3 separate regions of the Homo sapiens genome follow, and all the other regions are linked to region 3. The links are chromatin contacts, found by Hi-C or POLR2A ChIA-PET in ENCODE. All regions are on one chromosome and are shown on one strand. Each heading gives the region's core, a stretch centred on a gene start or an enhancer-like site at or near the end of the contact. The rest is flanking DNA. Distances are from core to core; before and after follow the strand shown. Region 1 overlaps RHOA (ras homolog family member A). Region 2 holds the start of GPX1 (glutathione peroxidase 1). Region 3 overlaps USP4 (ubiquitin specific peptidase 4).

The links. A loop is a pair of places that touch in the nucleus more often than their neighbours do. ChIA-PET counts read pairs that join two places held with the same protein, here RNA polymerase II (POLR2A). Pooled maps may share reads with other maps.
Region 1: a pooled map shows a loop between it and region 3 (2.0-fold over the local background). The contact joins two enhancer-like sites. A Hi-C loop is called at or near these places in 1 of 50 pooled maps. POLR2A ChIA-PET finds 5 or more read pairs at or near these places in 8 of 52 experiments (B cell, K562, PC-3 and 4 more).
Region 2: a pooled map shows a loop between it and region 3 (2.2-fold over the local background). The contact joins the promoter of GPX1 here to the enhancer-like site in region 3. A Hi-C loop is called at or near these places in 1 of 168 maps with a recorded cell type or tissue (MCF 10A) and 8 of 50 pooled maps. POLR2A ChIA-PET finds 5 or more read pairs at or near these places in 17 of 52 experiments (A673, CD4-positive, alpha-beta T cell, CD4-positive, alpha-beta memory T cell and 12 more).

Annotation. Positions count from the first base shown.
Region 1 is chr3:49,376,312-49,379,011 of GRCh38, forward strand. The region is part of intron 1 of RHOA (ras homolog family member A); the gene reads right to left. Among named protein-coding and RNA genes, the nearest start is that of GPX1, 19 kb to the left of the region's middle. Within about 2 kb of position 1,323, at least 6 of the 41 ENCODE cell types and tissues checked have a DNase peak (open chromatin) inside an H3K27ac peak, as active enhancers do.
Region 2 is chr3:49,356,933-49,359,632 of GRCh38, forward strand. It overlaps GPX1 (glutathione peroxidase 1), which reads right to left and starts at 1,421. Exons shown (of 2, transcript NM_000581.4): 1 at 1,095-1,421; 2 at 244-815. The coding sequence starts at 1,346. The coding sequence ends at 456. It overlaps RHOA (ras homolog family member A), which reads right to left. Exons shown (of 5, transcript NM_001664.4): 5 at 2,213-2,700. RefSeq lists enhancers at 1,097-1,705, 1,614-1,943, 1,706-2,314 and a silencer at 1,394-1,453.
Region 3 is chr3:49,312,732-49,315,431 of GRCh38, forward strand. All of the region lies in intron 6 of USP4 (ubiquitin specific peptidase 4), which reads right to left. Among named protein-coding and RNA genes, the nearest start is that of USP4, 26 kb to the right of the region's middle. RefSeq lists an enhancer at 1,791-1,840. Within about 2 kb of position 1,325, at least 2 of the 41 ENCODE cell types and tissues checked have a DNase peak (open chromatin) inside an H3K27ac peak, as active enhancers do; they include GM12878, where a contact is called at or near this core.

The DNA.
Region 1 (2,700 bases), core at 73-2,572, 64 kb after region 3:
CAAGTTCAGTAAGGTTGCAGGATACAATATTAACATTAAAAAATCAATTGAGCCAGGCGCAGTGGCTCACGCCTATAATCCCAGCACTTTGGGAGGCCGAGGCGGGTGGATCACGAGGTCAGGAGATCGAGACCATCCTGGCTAACACGGAGAAACCCCATCTCTACTAAAAATACAAATAACTAGCCGGGCATGGTGGCAGGCACCTGTAGTCCCAGCTACTTGGGAGGCTGAGGCAGGAGAATGGCGTGAACCCAGGAGACAGAGCTTGCAGTGAGCCAAGATCGGGCCACTGCACACCAGCCTGGGGGACAGAGTAAGACTCCATCTCACAAAAAAAAAAAAAAAAAAAAAGGAAACAATTTGTCAAGCAGGGTAAAAACAATGAAAGGACTGATGAAAGGGAGTACCCAAGGGAGGAAAGAACCAAAAAAGTCATCGGCAGGTTGTTTGGGTAGACATTCTGCAATCTTTCTAAGTTTGGATATTCCTTCTTTTACCAATCTAGATTTGTTTGTAAAGAAACAGCATTCTTGGCTGGGCGCGGTGGCTCACGCCTATAATCCCAGCATTTTGGGAGGCCGAGGCAGGCAGATCACCTGAGGTCAGGAGTTTGAGACCAGCCTGGCCAACATGGAGAAACCCCATCTCTACCAAAAATACAAAATTAGCCAGGCGTGGTGGCACATGCCTATAATCCTAGCTACACAGGAGCAAGAGGCAGGAGAATCGCTTGAACCCGGGAGGCAGAGGTTGTGGTGAGCCGAGATCATGCCATTGCACTCCAGCCTGGGCAACAAGAGCGAAACTCCGTCTCAAAAAAGAAAAATCAATTGAGGCCGAGCACAGTGGTTCATGTCTGTAATCCCAACACTTTGGGAGACTGAAGCAGGAGGAATGCTCAGGCCCAGGAGTTAAGAGACCAGCCCTGACAACATAGTGAGACACTGAGAAAGGAAGGACGGACGGAAGCATGAGAGGGGAGGGGAGAAAGAAAAGGGCCGGGCGCAGTGGCTCACGCCTATAATCCCAGCAATCTGGGAGGCCGAAACAGGTGGACTGCTTGAGAGTCCAGGAGTTCAAGACGAGCCTGGGAAACATAGTGAAACCCTGTCTCTACTAAAAATACAAAAAATTAGCCAGGAGCGGTGGTGCATGCTAATCACAGTTACTTGGGAGGCTCAGGTGGGATAATCCCCTGAGCCCTGGAGGTGGAAGCTGCAGTGAGCTGAGATTGCATCACTACACTCCAGCCTGGGGAACCCCAGTGAGACACTGTCTCTAAAAAAAGAAGGAAAAGAAAAAAAAAAAAATCAGCCAGTTGTGGTAGCATGCACCTGTAGTCCCAGCTACCAAGGAGGCTGAGGTGGGAGGATTGCTTGAGCCCAGGAGGTGGAGGATGTGGTGAGCTATGATTGCATCACTGCACTCCAGCCTGGGTGACAGAGTGGAACCTTGTCTCAAACTCTTATGACTCAACTACAAAAAAGCAGCTTAGGTTGGTGGTCTGGCTCAGGATCTCTTGCAAGGTTGAAATCATAAAGAACTCTTTTTGGGCTGGGCACGGTAGCTCACACCTGTAATCCCAGCACTTTGGGAGGCTGAGGCAAGCAGAACACTTGAGGTCAGGAGTTCGAGACCAGCCTGACCAACCCAGCAAAACCCCGTTTCTACAAAAAATTCAAAACTTAGCCGGGTGTGGTGGTGGGCACCTGTAATCCCAGTTACTCGGGAGACTGAGGCAGGAGAATCGCTTGAACCCAGGAGGCAGAAGTTGCAGTGAGCCCAGATTGTACCACTGCACTCCAGCCTGGGCAACAGAGCACTCCAGCCTGGGCAACAGAGTGAAACTGTGTCTTAAAAAAAAAAAAAAAAAAAAAGAGAGAACTCCTTCTGACATGAAGTACGCTATTTATCTATCCATCTATCTTTTTTTTTTTTTTTTTTTTTTTTGAGATGAGGTCTCACTCTGTCACCCAGGCTGGAATGCAGTGGCGTGATCTTGGCTCAATGCAATCTCCACCTCCGAGGCTCAAGTGATCCTCCCACTTCAAATTCCCCAGCAGCTGGGACCACAGGCATGCGCCACCACGCCCAGCTAATTTTTGTATTTTTGGCAGAGACAGGGTTTTGCCATGTTTCCCAGGCTGGTCTCCAACTCCTGAGCTCAAGTGATCTACTCGCCTCGGCCTCCCACAGTGCTGAGGGATTACAGGCGTGAGCCACTGCCCATCTATCTACGCATCTATCCAATCTATGTACCTATCTAACCTATCTATGTGTTTCTCTATTATGTAGTTATTTTCAGAAAGGGTCTCATTCTGTCACCAAGGCTGGAATGCAGTGGTGCAATATTGGCTCACTGCAGCCTCTGCCTCCCAGGCTCAACTCAAGCGATCCTCCCACCTCAACCTCTCCAGTAGCTGGGACTACCAGGCTCCTGCCACCACAGCTGACTAATTTTTATACAGATAGCGTTTCACTATATTACCCAGGCTGGTCTCAAACTCCTGGGCTCATGCAATCCTCCCGATTCAGCCTCCCAAAGTGCTGGGATTACAAGCATAAGCCACCTCCCCAGGCCTAAATACAGTATATAGAAAAAATTAAAAAATAAAGAACTCTTACAATTCAATAATAAAAAGACAAATAATCTAATCCAATTAAAAAATGAGCAAAGGATGTGAGTAGGTATGACCC
Region 2 (2,700 bases), core at 171-2,670, 44 kb after region 3:
TGTCTCTACTAAAAATACAAAAAATTAGCCGGGCGTGGTGGCAGGCACCTGTAGTCCCAGCTACTCAGGAGGTTGAGGCAGGAGAATGGCGTGAACCCGGGAGGCGGAGCTTGCAGTGAGCCTAGATTGCGCCACTGCACTCCAGCCTGGGCAATAGAGCAAAAAACTCCGTCTCAAAAAAAAAAAAAAAAAAAGAAAAGAAAAAGAATTCCCAAATGACAATGACACAGGACATACACACAGTTCTGCTGACACCCGGCACTTTATTAGTGGGGAAACTCGCCTTGGTCTGGCAGAGACTGGGATCAACAGGACCAGCACCCATCTCGAGGTGGTATTTTCTGTAAGATCAGGTGTTCCTCCCTCGTAGGTTTAGAGGAAACACCCTCATAGATGAAAACCCCCCCGAGACAGCAGCACTGCAACTGCCAAGCAGCCGGGGTAGGAGGGGCGCCCTAGGCACAGCTGGGCCCTTGAGACAGCAGGGCTTCGATGTCAGGCTCGATGTCAATGGTCTGGAAGCGGCGGCTGTACCTGCGTAGGGGCACACCGTCAGGGCCCACCAGGAACTTCTCAAAGTTCCAGGCAACATCGTTGCGACACACCGGAGACCAGGTGATGAGCTTGGGGTCGGTCATAAGCGCGGTGGCGTCGTCGCTGGGAGCTGGCAGGGCCTCCCGCAGGAAGGCGAAGAGAGGGTGCGCCCCCGCACCGTTCACCTCGCACTTCTCGAAGAGCATGAAGTTGGGCTCGAACCCACCACCAGGCCGGACGTACTTGAGGGAATTCAGAATCTCTTCGTTCTTGGCGTTCTCCTACAGGAGAGAAGGGCAGCTAGAACCCGGGGTCAAGAGGAGGAGAGAAACGTTCTAACCACAAACAAGGGAGATTTTCTATGAGTCACCGGGATTTTGCCCTCCATGCGCAATCCCAAGGGCGGAGAGGAATTTCAGCAGCTACGAGCAACAGAAAGGAAACGAGAGAGTAGCCAGACTCTCCGCGCATGGAGCCGACGGCACCCACCAGCACACCGCCGGCGCCCCCAGCCACTACTGCACGTCCGCCCCCGCCCCGCCCCGCTCCGCCCGGCGCACCTGATGCCCAAACTGGTTGCACGGGAAGCCGAGCACCACCAGGCCCCGGGGTCCGAGGCGCCGCTGCAGCTCGTTCATCTGGGTGTAGTCCCGGACCGTGGTGCCTCAGAGGGACGCCACATTCTCGATAAGTAGTACCTTGCCCCGCAGGGAGCCCAGGCTCACAGGCTCCCCGCCGGCCAGCGGGCGCGCCGAGAAGGCATACACCGACTGGGCCGCCGCCGCCGCCGCCGCTAGCCGAGCAGCACACATGGCGCAATTGTCCAAGAAGCCAGCGGAGCGCCCCGAACAAGCACTGTAAGGGGAGGCCAGCAGGCGCCTCCTTTTAACTGGCCGGCGGCGGGTCACGTGGCACAGGCAGTTTTCCGGGCCTGAGGGTCCCGCCTCATCCGGCCCCCGCCCTACCCGGAGGGCTCGGCCCCTCCTCAGCCAGGAAAAGGCTGGAGAGTGCGCCCGAGCGGGACGCGTGCTCCTCCTAAGCCGGAAGGAGCAGCAGGCATGTCTGGTCTGGCCCAGGCAACCAGGCGGCAGCGGTCCAGGTTACCCTTCCAAGGGCTGGGGCCCTCGAGGGCTCCGTTTTTTCTCAGAGGTTCCTGAGTTAGGATGTGGGGTTTGGCATAGGAGGCTGGTGGGCGACGGCAGCAGCTGCAGGAGCTGCCCGTGCACAAACAGCCCTCCTCTCCTGTGCCATGTTACCGGCAGTGCAGGGGACAGCCAGAGGGATCTAGGCTTCCGGTCTCCCTCCTCCCTGTCTCCAAAGCGGCACCGCCCTCGTGCGGGTTTTCTAACCGGGCAGAGTCCTGGAAGCTCTGCCCCAGCCTCCTTAAGTGGAGCCCAGTAGCTCGCCGAGGCCAAGGAAACGCTGCCGGAGTCCTCCCTCCCTGGCCTCCTCAGGCTGCATTCACCCTACCCCCAAATCTGAACCAGAATGCGGTACAGGGTAATCATTTCCATGTTGTTGGGAGGGACCAGATTAGCTGCTGGGTGGGTGGGAGGTGGGGCACAAGCTAGTCCTTTGCACTCAACAAACCTCTCCAGGGTGAGCTAGGCCAGGAAGTCCTTGCATCCTCCTACCCCCAGCCCTGGAGAGAGCAACACAAACAACAGGATACAGGAAGTTTAGAAAACTGCCTTTATTCTATTAGTAGTTGGAAAAATTAACTGGTACAGAAAAAAAGTTTAGTCAGCTGGAGAGAAGAGAGACTGAGTGCCACCCATGAGAACTGGTGGCTCCTCTGGGAGGGAACCTGGATACAGTGAGGAGAAAAGAGCACTGTGAATTAGAGCCAGATGCTTAAGTCCAGGTGAGACAGGTTATGCCATCTTCCAAAGTGTCTAATTGCCTCAGGCGTGAAACCAATTCCTATTTACTTAGCCCAGCTCCATGGGGTACTGAGATACATGGGGCCGAAAAGGGGTAATATGGCCATCTTTTATCAGAAAAAGTGACAAAACGGGAATTTAAAAAATGAATTTTCCATCTGACTTTATTTCCAAATACACTTTCTTTTTTAAAAAACCAATACACTTTCTTTGAGGATGACAGTATTAGGAAATCCAATTATACAAAAAATACTACATCTAGTCTGGGGTAGATATATTTATT
Region 3 (2,700 bases), core at 75-2,574:
TGCAGTGAGCCGAGATCGTGCCACTGCACTCCAGCCTAGGTGACAGAGTGAGACTCTGTCTCTTAAAAAAAAACAACAAAAAAAACCCCACAAGGTTCATCTTCAAGCATCCTGGTTTGATTTACAAATCATAAACTTCCCTACATTTTTTTTCTTTTTTTTTTTCTTTTTTTTTTTTGAGACGGAGTCTCATTCTCTCGCCAGGCTGGAGTGCAGTGGCACAATCTTGGCTCACTGCAACCTCCGCCTCCCGGGTTCAAACAATTCTCCTGCCTCAGCCTCCCGAGTAGCTGGGACTACAGGCGCGTGCCACCACACCCAGCTAATTTTTTTGTATTTTTAGTAGAGACAGGGTTTCACCATGTTGGCCAGAATGGTCTCAAGCTCTTGACCTTGTGATCTGCCTGCCTTGGCCTCCCAAAGTGCTGGGATTATAGGTGTGAACCACCACATCTGGACTGCTTCCCTGAATTTTAAAAATTATTAGTGAAAGGCAAAGAAAAATGGCAATAAGGCCAGGCGAGGTAGCTCACGCCTATAATCCCACCTCTTTGGGAGGCTGAGGTGGGTGGATCACTTGAGGTCAGGAGTTCGAGTCTAGCCTTACCAACGTGGTGGAACCCCGTCTCTACTAAAAATAAAAAAAATTAGCCAGGCCTAGTGGCGCATGCCTGTAATCCCAGCTACTTGGGAGGCTGAGGCAGGAGAACTGCTTGAACCCAGGAGGCGGAGGTTGTAGTGGGCCGAGATCGTGCCATTGCATTCCAGCCTGGGCAACAAGAACAAAACTCCATCTCAAAAAAAAAAAGAAAAATGGCAATAAGAGATGACTTTCCCCAAAAAGGCTGGATGCAAATTAAATAGCTGGATATAAGGACATGAGAACAGAAAAATGGCAATTTGGTTTCACTACGCCTTCTATGGAGAATTTTGTTTCTTCAAATTTGCCAGTGTAACCTCTCTGTTTCAAACTCATGTTTTAATATTTTTCAGGCTCTTATTTTAGATTTCTACTTTCAAATTAATTCAAGGGCTAATTGCCCAAATTTTAAATTGCTATCAATTTCATCAATCTGCTAGAATCTATATAAGGACATAAGGAAGAAAGTAAATCTTATTTTAAAGTTTTTAATTTTTACCTTTTTTTTTTGGTAATCCATAGCAACAGTCTCCTTATGTTGCCCAGGCTGGTCTCAAACTCCTGGACTCAAGCAACCCTCCTGCCTCAGCCTCCCAAAGGGCTGGGATTACATACATGAGCCACTGCGCTCAGCCAAAGAAGAAAGTGAATCCTCCTCCATTGTTTCAAATATAAAACTGGTATTTCCCTTATAGAATACTGGGTTATTTTTAGAATACAGAAAATGACTAAGAAGATGTACTGTTCCCACACAGTGTTCACCCTCATGGGATCTGATCTCAACTTGGCTTCCCTGTGAGAAGAAAAACATGGCAGCAAAAACAAGTATGATCTTGTATACCAGCAATGGGCACATCAAGAAATTATATAGGGCCTAAGCAGGTACCTGAACTGAGGTTTGCTCCACAATGCAGTCACAGTAAGGGAGAATGAGGGCTCCTCAGTCTCTCACCTTCCCATAAGGAAATGTACCCTTCTCTAATCCTAAAGAGGATTTGGTTCACACAGCTTCATCCTCATGCTGCAAAGGAGTCCAAGAACTCAAGCAGCTGCACTAAGTGAGATTCACCACAGCCAAGGGTACTCTCATTCACCACATGGGAGACTTAAGCATGCATGTGTTCAATCCTGTCCAGTGAGATGTCCAATGTGATTTCCTAGCCTCTTATGCATAAAGAAAGTCTGCTGCCCAAGGCTGGTCTGATATGCAATGGCAGACTCAGTCATCTCAGCACTGAGGGAGGTAAGACAGAATACTGAAATTCAAATTCTGATGCACAGAACCTCAAGATATATAGTATGGCACTCCTCTTCTCAGTAACTATTCATTGATAACTTATCTATTTTCTTGAGCTTAAAAGGGCAAAAATCGGCCGGGCCTGATGGCTCATGCCTGTAATCTTAGCACTTTGGGAGGCCAAGGTGGGAGGACTGCTTGAGGCCAAGAGTTCAAGATCAACCTGGTCAACATGGCAAGACCCTGTCTCTATTTATTTATTTATTTTTAAAAAGGGCAAAAATCCATACAAATCATTTGAGATATCCAAGACCTGTCAATTTCTTAAACAGACAACATTTCAGGGTGATAGAAATTAAAGAAAAATTTTATTTGATGTTTAAAATGTTCTAGAAAATACTGCCAGTTTTCATAGTAAATTCAATCAAAAAGAAACCAAATTAAGGGCATATAAGGATACTTTTTATATGCTTGAAAATTAACACAGTAAGATTTAAAAAAAAAAAAACTCTATCCTTAGGCTGGGTGCAGTGGCTCATGCTTACAATCCCAGCACTTTGGGAGGCTGAACTTCTCTTTACAGAACAGAAAAAGCCAGGCATAGCAGCACGTGCCTGCAGTCCTAGCTACTCGGGAGGCTAAGCCGAGAGGATCCCTTGATCCCAGGAGTTTGAGGTTGCAGTGAACTATGATCATGCCATTGCATTCCAGTCTGGGCAACAAAGCAAGACCCTATCTATTAAAAAATACTCTATCTTTGACAGACAAGTCAGAAGCAAAACTTCTCTTCAGAAAATTTACTATAATCTGGGAAATGCTGAGC